3 separate regions of the Homo sapiens genome follow, and regions 2 and 3 are each linked to region 1. A link is a loop called in an ENCODE intact Hi-C map of the cell type or tissue named here. Cell type or tissue: PC-9. All regions are shown on one strand.

Region 1 (5,000 bases):
ATGGGTGCCCATGAGCCAGCCCCCTACTAAGCACAAATTCAGGGTTGCTGCCCTAAGCAGCTACTGGCTGAGTGATCAAAGCAAGTCAAGAGCCTTGAAAAGTTGAAAGTGGCTGCTCAACCAGCAGTCAGTCCAGATCCTATCTATAACTCCAGTCCTCCCCAGCCCCCTCCTTCCCCGATGAGAGTCCAGACCAGCCTCAAACAGAAACTATGGAGATGAATCAAAGACAGAGCCAAGACATCTTTGCCTGGGAATTCTAGTGTATCCATCATAATTGGGTTTATTTTACCCAGTAAAGAGAGGGCTTTCCACTCACCTCGGGGGGGGGGGCCTCCGAGCCTTCTTATAACAGTACAACGAAAGTGAACCACAGACATTTGTTCCCTTAATTAACAGCGTTGCTCTTTTGGGTGGGTCTTGAACTGTTAGCACTGGTCTCCCACATTCTTTAGTCAGTTAAGGGCTGCCACCATCATGACATGGAATAGTAGGACTGGGAGAATGTACTGAATCAGTACCTAGTGCAGAACAAAACCCTTCCATGGAACATAAAAGGTACAAATATTACATTCACAGCCATGTTTGTTCATTCAAAGAGCATCTTCTGAAGACTTTCTGTGTGCCAGACACTGTCCCCAGTGCTGGAGAAAATAGACAAGATCCCTGTTATCATGGAGCTTATATGCTAATGGTGGAGACACAAAAAAGCCAAATAAATAAATAAACACGCTAGACCATGTCAGAGAGTGGCAAGTGCCATGAAGAACCTGAAAATGAGACATGGTGTTGTAGGAGATGCCTTAGATAGGGAGGTCCTGGGGGCAGAGTACCTGGAGGTCTGAGATCAGAGCTTTTACGCAAACAGAGCAGGTGCAGAAGTTGTGTTCGAGGAACAACCAGGAGGCCAGTTGGCCTGCAAGGCATGAGCCAGGGAATGGTGGTACAAGATAAACTTGGAAATTGTTTATGCTCTGTCTCTCACACTGACTTGGCCTTCGATCTCAGCTAAAATGCTGCTTTACTTCCTACTGTATTGGTGTTTGCAACCAATGCATGATGTGTCATGTACTTTCTACTCAGAGAAAAGTCCTCTACCAGTGTTGATGAGGGTGAAAAGATCATTCCTACTCCAGGAAGTCTCTTTGGAAACTTGGTGGCGGAAGACAGGAGAGCTAAGAGCAGTTCCCATCTTGTATGATCTAAGGTTCCCCTGGAAGTGAAGCCACGATCCCCTGTAGCTATCACAGCATAGGGATGTGCGGAGATCCTGGCTCCACATATAGTTGGCAGGAGGTGAGTCTCCTTTAAGGTGTTCAAATGTAGCACACACACACACACACTCTCTCTCTCTCACCTGCTGTCTTGCTCGATGCTCCATCTCTTCTATTGCTGTCCTGAGAACCAAGACAGCTCCATGTACAAGTAACTCAAAACCCTGACACTCCCTCACACTGCCCAAAACAAGACACTGTCAAAATAAGTCACAGATGTCACAGTTCCTTGTCACTCAGTTTTCTTGGCTTAGATTTAAAGCATTAAATCAGCTCATCTTCATCTCTCATTCCCTAGCCCCAGCTCTTCCCTGCTGAGTTATCTTTGATATTCCCTTGGGTGGATTTCTTCTCCCTCCTTCTTCTCTAAGAATCTGTAAGTTTATTTTCTCTCTTACTCTCACTCCCCTTCTCATCCTGCCTCACCCCGGTCCCTCTTTCTAAGCCCTCTTCTCCACCGCCCTATTCTAGACAAGATCTTACAAAAATACCTTTCTTCCATAATATCTTCTCTACTTCCACAAGAATTCCCCCAGATTCCTTTCCTTTTTGTTGAAAGGGCTGACTCCTGGCATTTATAATTTTAACCAGCAGAAGGGCTTGAAATGAGAAGTATGAGTACTTCGACTCTTTTCCACACCTGTTCCCAATCTCCACTTTTTTTTGAATACTGACTCTGTAATGGGTGGAGAGTAGGGGAAAAGAAAGAGAGATGGGAAAACAAGAAATGAAAGGGATTTTTAGTAATAAAAGCAAATGAGGAGATAAGGTAACTGTGTTCTGAACATCAGGGCTGGAGAGGCTGATGCTCATGATGGACACAGGAGGAGAGGCGCAGTGCTGGCTAACAACCTGGACACAGCACCAAGCAGATTGTAGTCACATGCTAAAGCATGTGCTATGCCATCTAGGTGCAGTAGAGATCAGCCATAGGCTGGAGTTTGCCCCGAAGGAGGTGGCATTGAGGTCACACACTGCAGAGTCATCCACATGACTTTGTAGATTGGAATCTTATTTTATCAACTGCTTACCTGAAATAAACATGCCCCACCTGAAACTTAAATGCAGCTTGATCTTTTCTTTGGAAGAGTGTGATGCTTACGACAGGAATGTGTTGCCATGGGATGCTGCTGATATTTTGTCCACACTCCTATCTTAGCCTTTCGCCACTTTGAAGGTGCCCTCTTTCTCCAGGATAAACATCTTCAACAACGGGGACTTTCCAACAGAGTGGACCAGGTGAATTTTTTTAACTCTCTGGAATTTGATGTTATGTGAGATTTCTAACTGTGGAATTGCGCTCACATTCATGTTAGAATATTATGTCTATCACATATTCTTATCAGCACATTTTTGTAGCCAGAGATGTATGCAACCCAAGTGTCATGAGCCCACTACACCTAAGAGTTTAGACTTACTAATTCACTGAAAACTTAAAAGAGGCCAGGATGTAGTAGATTGCTTGGTGATAGATAGCAGCCTACTCACCCTGTCTCTTGAGAAATAACTTCACTTCTCTCCCCCTTATCCTAATTCTCTAAAACAGTCCTATCTTCCAATGGATAAAGTACAGACAGATATCTGGTTACCTTTATTGTAAACATCTATAGTTCACCCAAGAGCCTAGATGAAGCACCTCACATAGCATGCCAACTGCTGGCCCGTGTATTTAGTCTATGTTTAATACCCTTTTACTTAGGTTTCTTGCCCTGTAAATTGGAATTAGACTAAAATCTGGTGTCTTGAGTTTCACAGCATATTGAGTTTCACAGTATGATTTTAGCCTGTCTACTCATCTTATATCTGATAGCAGTAAAGAAGGTAAATTCATTCATTCATATATTCCTTTATTCATTCATTCATGTAAATTTATTGAGCATGCATTTTGTGCTAGGCACTGTTCTTGGTATGGTCCACAGCTCTGAACATAACAGGCAAAAGTTCTTGCCCAAATGGAAGTTACATTCTAGGAGGTAATATAAAGCAAGACAAAAATATCCAGTGTGTTAGACAGAGATATGTGCTAGGGAGTAGTGGAGTAGTGGGGTGCAGTTTTAAATAGGGTACTCAGGGAAAGCCTCATTGAGAAGGTACTTTTTTTTTTTTTTGAGACAGAGCCACCTTCTGTTGCCCAGGCTAGAGTGCAGTGGCGCCATCTCCACTCACTGCAACCTCTGCCTCCCAGATTCAAGCAATTCTCCTGCCTCAGCCTCCTGAGTAGCTGGGATTACAGGCGCATGACACCACACCCAGCTAATTTTTTGTACTTTTAGTAGAAACGGGGTTTCACCATGTTAGTCAGGCTGGTCTCGAACTCCTGACCTCATGATCCACCCGCCTCAGCCTCCCAAAGTGCTGGGATTACAGACGTGAGCCACGGCACTGGGCCGAAGTTACCTTTTTTAAGGTTTTTTTTTTCAGCCAATGTTACCATGGTGTAATTTATCTTCTGTAAAATTCCCACATTTTAAGTGTACAGATGAGTGGCTTTTGACTAATGTATACATCCACTACCCTAATCAAGCTACAGAAAATTTCCATTTCCTTGAAACGTCCCTCTTTCTTTTTCATATTTAGTCTCCTACTCCCACTCAAGCTACCACAGATACTATTTACATCATTATAGGTTAGTTTTTCCTGTCCTAGAATTTAATATGCAACTATGCATGTTAAGTCTTTTGAATGTGGCTTCCTTTGGTTAGTTGAAGCCATGTTACTGCATTTATCAGTCATTATTTTTTTATTACTGAGTCTATTGTATGAATGTTTTATAATTTGTTTACTCAGTTACTTATTGTTTCTATTACTCTTCATTCTTTGTGTGGTTTCTTCCTGGTACTATTCTCTTTATACTGAAGAACATCCTTTAGCATTGCCTGTAGTTCAGATCTGCTTGTGATGAATCTTCTCAGATTTTGCTTATCTGAAAATGTCTTCATTTCACCTTCAATTTTGAAGACTATTTTTATTCAATTTATATAGAATTCTGTGTGAATAGGATTTTTACATCTCCAAAGATGTTGTTTCATTGTCTTCTAGCCTCTACTGTTTCTGATGAGCACTAGTAATAATTCTTAACTTTGTTCCTCTGTATGTGTCTTTTTCTTTGGCTGCTTTTAACATTCTACTTTATCTTCAGTGTTCAGTCATTTGACTGATGTACTTAGGTGGGGCTTCCTTTATCTTCATCTTACTTGGGCTTCGTGGATTTTTAAGTCATTTTTTAAAATTTTGGGAAGCTCTTGGCCACTATTTCTTCAGATATTTTTTCTGCTCTCTCTCTCTCTCTCCTCCTTCTGGGACACCAAATAGACGTAAGTTAGACTGTCTGATATTGTTCCATAGGTCTTTGACCCTTTGTTCATTTTTTCCTTAATATTTTTTATTTCTGTTCTTCAGATTTGATATTTTCTACTGCTGTGTCTCCAACTTCACTTTTTCTTCTATCATCTCCAACCTGCTGGCAAGCTCTTCCGATGAATGATTCACTTCAGGCATTGCACAATTCTAGAATTTCCATTTGTTTCTTTTTAGGGTTCCCATTTATCTACTAAAAATTCCTCATTTACTCACAACTTAGGGCCATTTGTCTCTAATTAATTAATATATTTTTTGAATATATATTGTAAAACATATATGTTTTAATGTCTTTATTTTCTAAATCCAACATTTGGTCCATCTTAGAATAGTTCCTTTGCTTTCATTTTTTACTATGGATTACACTAC
Region 2 (5,000 bases), 140 kb after region 1:
ATTTTTCATCTGTAAGATAATATGAGCCCAGAACTAGATATGCCTGGTAGTTTAAGCTATGGTCTTTAAAAGCTCTTGAATAAGAAAATAAGGAGGCAGTGGAATCTTATTCTGAGCCACCGGGGTGGGGTTTAAAAATGTTAATGGGCATAGAATCACCCAGAGAGGTAGGGCAGTGAGTTTAAATGCAGATTCCCAGGTCTTTCCCTCAGAGAAATTAATCCAGTAGGTCTGGTTGGGGGCCCAGGAATCTGCATCTTATTGAGCTCCTTGCATAGTTTTGTGGGTGGTGGCCTAGGACTAGACTTTGAGAAACACTGTAAAGGGACCATGAAGGGGCTGGGACATGCTCCAATCTGATTATGATTTGGGACTTTCCATAGTTCAAAATTCCCTTGATATTGCTACAGACTGTGGGCTTCCGAAGTTTTACCCAGCACTGCTTTTTTCTACTAATGAATCACTTAAGGAAAAAAAAAAGACAGTGAATTCTGCCTTCTATCACTTCAACTTTGCTCTCTTGGAAACTCCAACCTCTACCCACCCTCTTGCATCCCCTCCACACTAACTGACATTCATCACATATTAAATCAGCATTTAGAGAAAGAAATATAGTCATAAAATCCCCACCCTTTTAGGAAACAAGCAGACAGTGTGAGAATTGTGGAGAGAGTAAGGCCTTCAGGGTTCAGCTGATGCTGGGTTGTTTCTCCATAGCTGTATATCCTTTGGTAAGTTACTGACCATCTCTACGCCTTGGTTTCTTCATCTGTTTAATGGGAATGATACTAACTACTTCATAGGCTGTCGTGAGAATTAAACAGAAGCATACATAGAAAGTCCCTGGCTCAGTGCTTAGCATGGCAGGGGCTTAAAAGAATGCATTCCTCTCACCTTGCGTTTCCTTTCTCAGAGTTTATTTCCTACTACATCAGCCCTGTTGTGTTTCTTACGACACACCGAAGGTACAAGTGCTTTCTTGCTAACACATATGCTGTGTTTTTTGAGTGTGTGGCTTTCTCTTTGGTTCTGCAAGAATTCTGCAAAGGGTGGAAAAAAACTCTCCAAGTTATCTGAAAACCATATACGCTGACACCTTTACTTAATTTCATTGGTCTTTTTCACTCTGTGTTTTGTGCACAGGGCCGTTTTATCCATTAGGCGTTGTAGGCAATATGCCCAGTGCCTATAAGAATGTTTGGGAGCTGAATAAAAGATCTTTTGACTCCAAAATATGAAACACAAAAACTGCAAAATAGAAATTAATAAACATTTAGGTCAATGTCTAGGAAACCATATCATGTCTGCCCCATTAATTGTTTTATTTAGGGCTTATAACTATTTCATCATATTAGAAAACAGTATGTAGGTTATATTTTTCTCACTTTGCAAAGATTTCTAAATATGCATCATGGTTGCCAAGAACCCACAGGCAATCCTAAATTAAATAAGTTACTCATAGTCGAATAATTTGAAAAACTGAATTATAAAGGAAGAAAAAAAGTTTTCAATTTTTAACAGCAAAAATTCTACTTAATATGGGATTATGGTTTGGGGTAAATGAAATCTACAAATGTTCAAAACCAAAAGCCTAAAAAGATCTAAAATAGTCTCATTTCTCTGCTTCAAAGATCAGTGAAATTGCTACCTGAGTTCATCCATTTCACAGTTGATCTGCATGGGAAATTATATGTGCTTCTCTGATTTTTCTTTGGATGTGTCGCTTTTATTCTAACTGCTGGAACTATTTGTTGTACCTCTTTCTGAAGATCAGTTTGGGGCTAAATTACAAGCTCCATCAGCACAGGGGCCATGGCTGCCTCCTGACTGCTGTAGGCTGAGCACTTGGTAGAGCATCAGCCCACAGATAGCAGCCCAGTGAACCAATGAACAGGTGGAAGCAAGAATCAAAGTGTTAAATGAGAGTTAACCTTTAATTAACTGAAAGGTGGTTCTGATCTTATCACACATCCACCCTCACACGCTGCTGCTCGAATCCCATGGTTCAGCTCATTACCATCTGGTATGAGAGGTGTCAGATTATATACAGTCATTTCCCTCGCTGAAGGACCTTCCAGAATGTCACTGCCTGTGTCCTGTAAGGGTAACTATTCATATACAATCAATGAGCACCTTGATGCAAAGCATGAGTGATGTAAAGAAGGGCTTATCTGAGAGTTTAACTTCTGTGCATTTTGCCCAATTTAGACAAGATTAGTTAACTCCTCTGTGGTCACCTAAGGAGGAAAACTAGGCTTTTTTTTTTTTTTTTTGAGTCAGGGTCTCGCTCTGTCACCCATGCTGAAGTGCGGTGGTGCCATCTCGGCTCACTGCAACTTCTGGCTCCTGGGTTCAAGCGATTCTCATTCCTCAGCCTGCCCAGTAGCTGGGACTATAGGCATGCGCTACCAAGCCTGGCTAATTTTTGTGCTTTTAGTAGAGACGGGGTTTTGCCATGTTGGCCAGGCTGGTCTTGAACTCCTGGCCTCAGGTGATATGCCCGCTTCAGGTTCCCAAAGTGCTGGGATAATAGGCATGAGCCACTGCGCCTGGCCTAACTTTTTCTACTGAGGGGCAGAACTTCCTTTGCATATGTTATGATTTACCTAGAATGCCTTTCCCTTCTATTTTCCCTGTGAACTCCTATCCATTCTTTAAAACCCACTCCAAGGTTCATCCCCCTCATGAAGCTTCCTCTCTGCAACCCAGCAGTTTCTCCCTTCCCTATGGTCCCAGAATGTGTTGTATATTCCATTGATCTCAAGGGCTTCTTAAAAATGGAATGGTCTGCCATTGCAATGTGTGTGATGGTCTGGACTGGGGTAAGTATTGCTTTGAGGTGGCACTTGGAAAACTGAAGTAATATTCAGATTTACCAAGATCCTATGACATCATCTTTAAGGACCATTTTCTACCTTCCAAAATGGGTCACGGCCAAATGTTGGCAGGAAATGATTCAAAGGTTTTAGCCAGGTCTTCCAGGCCCATTCCTGAAAGGTAATGTAAGAAACAGAAATAGATTAGCTACAATGTTTGTACCTTCCTAGACACTGAGTCATCACAAATTACACACATACACGTACATACACATACACATACACACACACAGACACCCATAAGCTGTTGGCTAAGGAACAAGGACTTCCCTTATTGGAATTTGAGGCATTGTGCAATCTGGTTGCCCAGAGCGACACTCAGATACTAGCCAACTAAGTGCTATATATTAGCAGCATGACTTGTCTAACAACAAGCAAAAAATAGGTTTAGAGGAAATGAAAGCTTCCAGAAAAGTTAAATTCTGACTTCACCTCACTTTCTCCTGTTCCTTGCCTATACACACACAAAATACGTACACACCCAAAAAATACTCCTAGGGCAGAGGGTACTTCGGTTTCCTCATTTATAAATCAATAAAGTACAACTATGTTCCAGAATTGTACATTTCTACATAAAGATAATCCTAATGTATATGAATTGTTTGCCTCGATACATGGGTTTTGGGGCTATGCAGAGAACTGTACTTGCCATCTAAAATGTCACCCCTGAAGTTTCAAGATACATTTTAATATTACACAAAACTGGAGGTCATTCAGCTCTTGAAGGGCAGGACTTTATGAGCTCACTTTGAAAATGAGAAGTTATCTTTTCTCAGACAAGTCACCCGAGCCAAAGCAATGAGCAAACTCTAACACCCCTCCTTAAAAATTAACAAAGGTCCTTTTTGTTTGGCCAGTGCCAAAGCCTTCAAACTCAGTTGCACTTCGTTCTAAATTTTATAGATAATGCATATTTCTAAGAGTGCATTAGTAACTTCTTATAAACCCACACCAAAGCAAACAGAGGTTAACCCTCCTTTTTCAATGATTTCATGCTAAATGACTGTGCTTATCAGAGTGAAGAGGTAAGAGACTGCTTTAATATGATGTCTGGCTAAGTAGGAGAACACTGTGAGAGAGAGAAAACAGAATAAATTTATTTATTTAATTTCATGATAAACAATATTCGTTGAACACATCTTTTTTTTTATTTTTGAGATGGAGTTTCACTCTTGTTGTCCAGGCTGGAATGCAATGGCGCAATCTTGGCTCACTGCAACCTCCGCCTCCCAGGTTCAAGCGATTCTCCTGTCTCCGCCTCCCAAGTAGCTGGGATTACAGGTGCCCACCACCTTGCCCGGCTAATTTTTGTATTTTTAGTAGAGACGGGGTTTCATCATATTGGTCAGGCTGGTCTCAAACTCCTGATCTCAGGTGATCTGCCCACCTCGGCCTCCCAAAGTGCTGGGATTACAGACATGAGCCATCACGCCCGGCCTGGTTGTACAAATCTTTAAAAAAAGACTTGCTTGACTACATTGTGCAAAATGCAGAACTAGAAACTGTCAGCAATCAAAAGCACTTCATTCTAACTAGCTGTGCCTTAAACGTTGTCAAGATAACTTCTAGAGAGATGTGCTGCTCCTGTTTAAAGTGTGTCAGTGCCACTCACATAGGACAATGTGTGTTCCTCAAAAGTCGGATGTAGGTCGGGCGCAGTGGCGCATGCCTGTAATTCCAGCACTTTGGAAGGCCGAAGTGGGTAGATCACCTGAGGTCAGGAGTTTGCAACCAGTCTGACTGATACCATGAAACCCCGTCTCCACTAAATACAAAAAAATTAGCCAGGCATGGTGGTGCATGCCTGTTAATCCGAGTTACTTCGGAGGCTGAGACAGGAGAATCGCTTGTACCTGGGAGGCAGAGGTTGCAGTGAGCTGAGATCACGCCATTGCACTCCAGCCTGGGCAACAAGAGCAAAACTCTGTCTCAAAAAAAAAAAAAAGTAGGATGTAACTCCAGTAACATTTGAAGAGTGCCAAGGAGTCCTCTCTTTAAAGGGATCCTACAGTATATCAGTTTTTTGAAGCAAAGAAGCCTTTAGCAATGCCACAATCGCCTCTGATTTATTTGATTAATTTTTGTAATACTTGGTTTTCTTAAAGCATGGCACACTTAAACCAG
Region 3 (5,000 bases), 70 kb before region 1:
TGCTCTGTGTCTAGCTAATCTAGTAGGGACTTGGAGAACTTTTGTGTTTAGCTAAAGGATTGTAAACGCACCAATCAGCACTCTGTGTCTAGCTCAGGGATTGTAAATGCACCAATCAGCACCCTGTCAAAACAGACCAATCAGCTCTCTGTAAAATGGGCCAATCAGCAGGATGTGGGTGGGGCCAAAGAAGGGAATAAAAGCAGGCTGCTCCAGCCCGGCAGTGGCAATTTGGTTGGGTGTGCTTGTACTCTGTGTAAGCTTTGTTTTTTGGTTCTTTAAAATAAATCTTGATGTTGTTGATTCTTTGGGTCAGCATTGCACTGCTCTTGTGAGCTGTAACAGTCACTGCAAAGGTCTGTAGTTTCACTCTTGAAGCCAGCAAGACCGTGAAAGGGTAATGAACAACTCCAGACACATCACCTTAAGAGCTATAACACTCATCAGGAAGGTATGCAGTTTAACTCTTGAAGCCAGCAAGACCACGAACCCACCAGAAGGAAAAAACCCTGAACCTGTCTGAACAGCTGAAGGAACAAACTCCAGACCCACAACCTTTAAGAACTGTAACACTCACTGCAAGGGTTTGCGGCTTTACCCTTTAAGTTAGGGAGACCAAGAACCCACTGATTTCAGTCACCAGAGGATTTCAGGAAAGAATCATGCTCAAAATGTTCAGTAAAATTAACTCAGACTAAAGTTTTATTCCCCAACTATGATTTAAAAAATGAGAAGAAATAGGCCAGGTGGGGTGGCTCACACCTGTAATCCCATCAGTTTGGGATGCTGAGGTGGGGTGGATCATAAGGTTGGGAGATTGAGACCGTACTGGCTAATACGGAGGAAACCTGTGTCTACTAAAAATACAAAAAATGAGCTGGGGGTGGTGGCACGTGCCTGTAGTCCCATCTACGCAGGAGGCTGAGGCAGGAGCATCGCTTGAACTTGGGAGGCAGAGGTTGCAGTGAACCGAGACCACAGCAGTGCACTCCAGCCTGGGCAACAGAGTGAGACTCCATCTCAAAAAAAAAAAAAAAAAAAAAAGACAAAGGCAACTTTAGACCTTTAGACTCTTAAAGAGCCTAGAGAGTTTACCATTAATTGATGCTCATGAGCACAAATATTAAAGGATATATTTAAGCAAAAAGAAAAGTCGACCCAGAGGGAAGGCACATAGGATACAAGAAAGAGTGGTAAACACAATATTAACAAATTGTCGGTTTATTAATTTAATGTTGACAATTTTAAAAGCTAGTTTAGCAATTTTGGGAAATCTTTAAAATCTCTAGGAGGTAGTTATTTAATAGGTAGTTAAATATACCCAGGGGTTTTGTAACATTCAGGAATTTTCTCAATAAATTTAGATGTTAGGAAAAATATTATAGTTGAAGATTAGAGATGGTAATTGAAATACCTTAAAATGATAGAAATGCTTCCAAGCCAACAGTGGGGGGTAATATTCATGAAGGATATTATTAAAAAACAGCTTTATCCAAAAGAAGGCATGGAAATACATTTTTTAAATCCAATAAAAATGGATAGTAAAAGGAAAATAGGGTAGTAGAAATAAATGCAAATATATCAGTGATTATGACAGTGAAAATGAATTAAATGCATCTGATAAATGACAGAAACTAACAGATAGAGCTTTGTAAGCTAGCTAGTTGATGTCTATAAGAAACACTAAAAATCTCCAGCACAATCAGACAGAAAGATTGAAAGTAATGGGAAAAGTGAAAACTTGCAATTAATAATTGTTAAATAAGTAGAAGGCCATTAGCCTGAGGCTGTGTTGATTCTTTGAATTCCTACATAACAAACTGCAACCTAACTTAGTGCGTAAACAAACTGAAACTTAATTTAGGAGTTCAACAAATAGCTGAGTTTCAGCCAATCACAGGCAGCCAACTCATTATGCCATGCCCAAACAGGAAAGTGCCACATCACACCAGGTTCAAATAAAGTTGAAGTTTACCTGTAACCAATCAGGTGATTTCTCTACTTTGCTTCTGTGTTCAGCCTGTAAAAGCTTGCTGCTTGCATTGCTAGGCAGAGCTCTCTGAACCCCTTCTGGCTTGAATGCTTCCTGATTCATGAATCTTTCTTTGCTCAAATAAAGTCTGCCAAATTTAATTAGTCTAAAGTTTTTATTTTAACATAAGCAAAGAAATTTTGTGTAACAATATCAGTATTAGACAAAATAGAATTTCAGACATAATGCATTAGTAAGAGTAAAGATAAGTACACATGGTAACAAAAATTGAAATTCACTAAGAGATAGGAAACACAAACATATCTGGAAAACTTTTGACATGTCTTCTTAGGTAACTCATGAGGACAAAAAGGGAAATCACAGTAAATGTTGCAAAATATTCAAATACCTACGTATTTTAAGCCTATGATTTTAGGGACATAGACATTTATGACAGAATTAAAAAATATTTACAACAGAATAAAAGTACTACCTATAAAAATGTTAGCTGTAAGTGCTTCTTAAAGGTAAACATGTAATTTTAATTAAATTAATTAATAAAGTAAATATAATTAAGTTTAAGAAAGAGCAATCTAAAGAAGTTTTAAGAAAGCAGAAATTAATAATATAGAAACAAGAGAAGCAGTAGAGAGGATGAAAAGAATCAATACCTGTTTTTTAAATGACTTCACAAAAATATAATTCACATACTAGTTCGCTCATTTAAAGTGAACAATTCAGTGATTTTTAGTATATTCACATAATTACACAACCTTACCACAATCTAATTATAGAATATGTTCATCACCCCAAAAAGAAACCCTGAGCTTCTCCTAGAAATCACTAGGCAATTAGTCACTACCTAGAGGTCACTAGGCAACCACTAATCTTTCTTTTTCCTTACACATATAGTAATAAAAATTAACAACAACAACAAAAACTTTTCACAATGAAAAGCCCAGGTGCAAGTGGCTTCACTGGTGAATTCTACCAAACATTTAAAGAAGAATGCCAACCCTTCGTAAACTTTTCCAAAAAATAAAAGATGAGAGGCTTTCTTCTATAAGACCAGTATTACCTGACACCAAAACCAAAGATATCGAAAGAAAGGAAAACTACATGCAAACTCTGTAATGTGACAAGAAATTTTGGCATCATTCAGCCTCAAAAGTCAATTCTGTCATCCAGCAGTAAGAAAGTTGACCATGAAGAACGTGCATTATATGCACGCGTCTAAGACTTCTTAATGGCGGCAAGTTTGATTTGCCCACATTGACATAGATGGGTGCATGCCCACAAGAGGGAGCCTCCAAAAATGGCAGCTGGACTTAGATTCCATGACACTATATATTCCATTCCTATTTGCACACATAGCATGTTAAAGTTTGGAAGCTCCTCCCCTTTGAAGGAAATGCACTAGTTTCATGAACGAGAGCAAGGCCACCCCATGAATAACTGTTGAACTAAGCTGTCAGGATGTATTCATTTTCACTCTCAGAGATGCTTTCCTCATTATCACCCACAGCAACTCAGTCCCCTGAGCTTTCCTCTCCACTCCTTGTCAAAGTCTCTGAGAATGTTCATTTACATTAAAGTATAATGAATAACAATACAAAAAAATATTTCAGTCAGATTATGTGCATTTCACCAAAGATTTGAGCTTAAAGCTGAAGACTGGACATTGATCTGTTATCAGACAATTTTTAAAAATTATTTTTTGGTAGAATAGAGTCTTGCTATGATGCCCAGGCTGTTCTCAAACTCCTGGACTCAAGTAATCCTCCCTTTTCAGCCTCCCAAAATGCTGGGATTACAGGCATGAGCCACCATGCCCCTCCTGTCATCAGACAAGTTGATAAGGACAAATTTAAGGGGAAAAACCTTGTGAGTACAGACAGCCTCTGATTTTCCTAGTACCTAAAAACAGTACATTTACCAAGAATCTACTTTAACTCTGATGCCAAATTCTAGGAAACTGGAAACAAAGAAGTAAGCACTCTTGGTATGCCTATTTGCATATAGCGCCTGAAATTTGTCCAGCTATACATAGAAGAGGTTCTGTAAGCAAAAAAGGTACACAAAGAAAACATATTTATCCGCAAGTCATGTTTTCTAGATGAATCTTGTGTTTCGTCCCAAAGATATATATTTAATGAAGATTATTGAAAACCTTTGTAGATGCAGTCTCAGAAATATGTATAAATGACTTTAAAACTCCTGTTAATTTCCATAACACGTGACTCTCAAACAGACCTTTATACTCCTTTAAGGATTTAAAAGACATTTCTAGTATCTGATAAACAGTCACTTTAAATCACAAGTATTTACCACTATAATCACGGGGGAATGTGTGGCTCAGCCTCTGAAAGCCCCATTTCCCTCCTTTGCCCCTGAGATTAAGAGCATCCAAAAGACAGGTATTGTGTTTGCTCTGGGACCATGCAGTCCCTTAATTCCCATTGGCACCATCTGGACTAATTCCATTTTAAGACCAACTAGGTGGGGTCTCTAATCACTGGCAGATCTCTTATCACCAAGTCAGATCTCTGCAACTACCAATGGCTTAATCCTTCTTCCCTTGCAATGCCATATAAAGTGTTAGTCCTCGGCTGTTCTAGTAGAAAAATAGCAGAAGGCTGCAGTGTAGGAAATCTGATGAAACACAGAGTGACCTCATGAGTTAAAAATGGGGACAACCAAAAAACAAAATGAATGGTGGAAAGAACTTAAGTTTCTATTAATGTCTTTAGGTTACAAAAGTAGGGCAAAGGGTTCACAGGAAGGCAAATGTGTAGATAGAAGCCAACAAAAAAAGAGCATTCAGTGGAGGAGTACTTCTGGGATGGCGCTGGGAGACTGCTCATTTTATTTTATTATGTAATAAAAAGGAAAAATGGAGGTGTTTTTGTTCAAGAGGATCAGACCAAAGGGGTATGCAGTATACGCTGTGAACTCATTCAGAGGAACCAACATATTTTAGAGTAAAGTTGTCTAAAAATAACTTGCTTCAACAGTTCTGGGACATTTT

What was found. A loop is a pair of places that touch in the nucleus more often than their neighbours do. Peaks named below come from ENCODE experiments on the same cell type or tissue, not always from the same donor. Only the 100,000 strongest peaks of a DNase experiment are listed, where the experiment ranks them.
Region 2: a loop joins it to region 1, with 17 times the contacts of the local background. A loop is called at or near these places in 5 of 110 quality-filtered maps.
Region 3: a loop joins it to region 1, with 16 times the contacts of the local background. A loop is called at or near these places in 8 of 110 quality-filtered maps.

The regions. Positions count from the first base shown.
Region 1 is chr6:11,341,811-11,346,810 of GRCh38, reverse strand. It overlaps a transcript of NEDD9 not described here. Among named protein-coding and RNA genes, the nearest start is that of NEDD9, 110 kb to the right of the region's middle. RefSeq lists an enhancer at 1,655-2,854. In PC-9, no CTCF peak of the experiment used is centred here; a DNase peak (open chromatin) is centred at 2,330; H3K27ac peaks cover 3,564 bases.
Region 2 is chr6:11,205,451-11,210,450 of GRCh38, reverse strand. The region is part of intron 2 of NEDD9 (neural precursor cell expressed, developmentally down-regulated 9); the gene reads left to right. Among named protein-coding and RNA genes, the nearest start is that of NEDD9, 25 kb to the left of the region's middle. In PC-9, no CTCF peak of the experiment used is centred here; a DNase peak (open chromatin) is centred at 3,030; H3K4me3 peaks cover 642 bases; H3K27ac peaks cover 4,197 bases.
Region 3 is chr6:11,411,723-11,416,722 of GRCh38, reverse strand. No RefSeq gene overlaps it. Among named protein-coding and RNA genes, the nearest start is that of TMEM170B, 120 kb to the left of the region's middle. In PC-9, no CTCF peak of the experiment used is centred here; DNase peaks (open chromatin) are centred at 438, 1,912, 2,822 and 4,522; H3K4me3 peaks cover 236 bases; H3K27ac peaks cover 4,995 bases.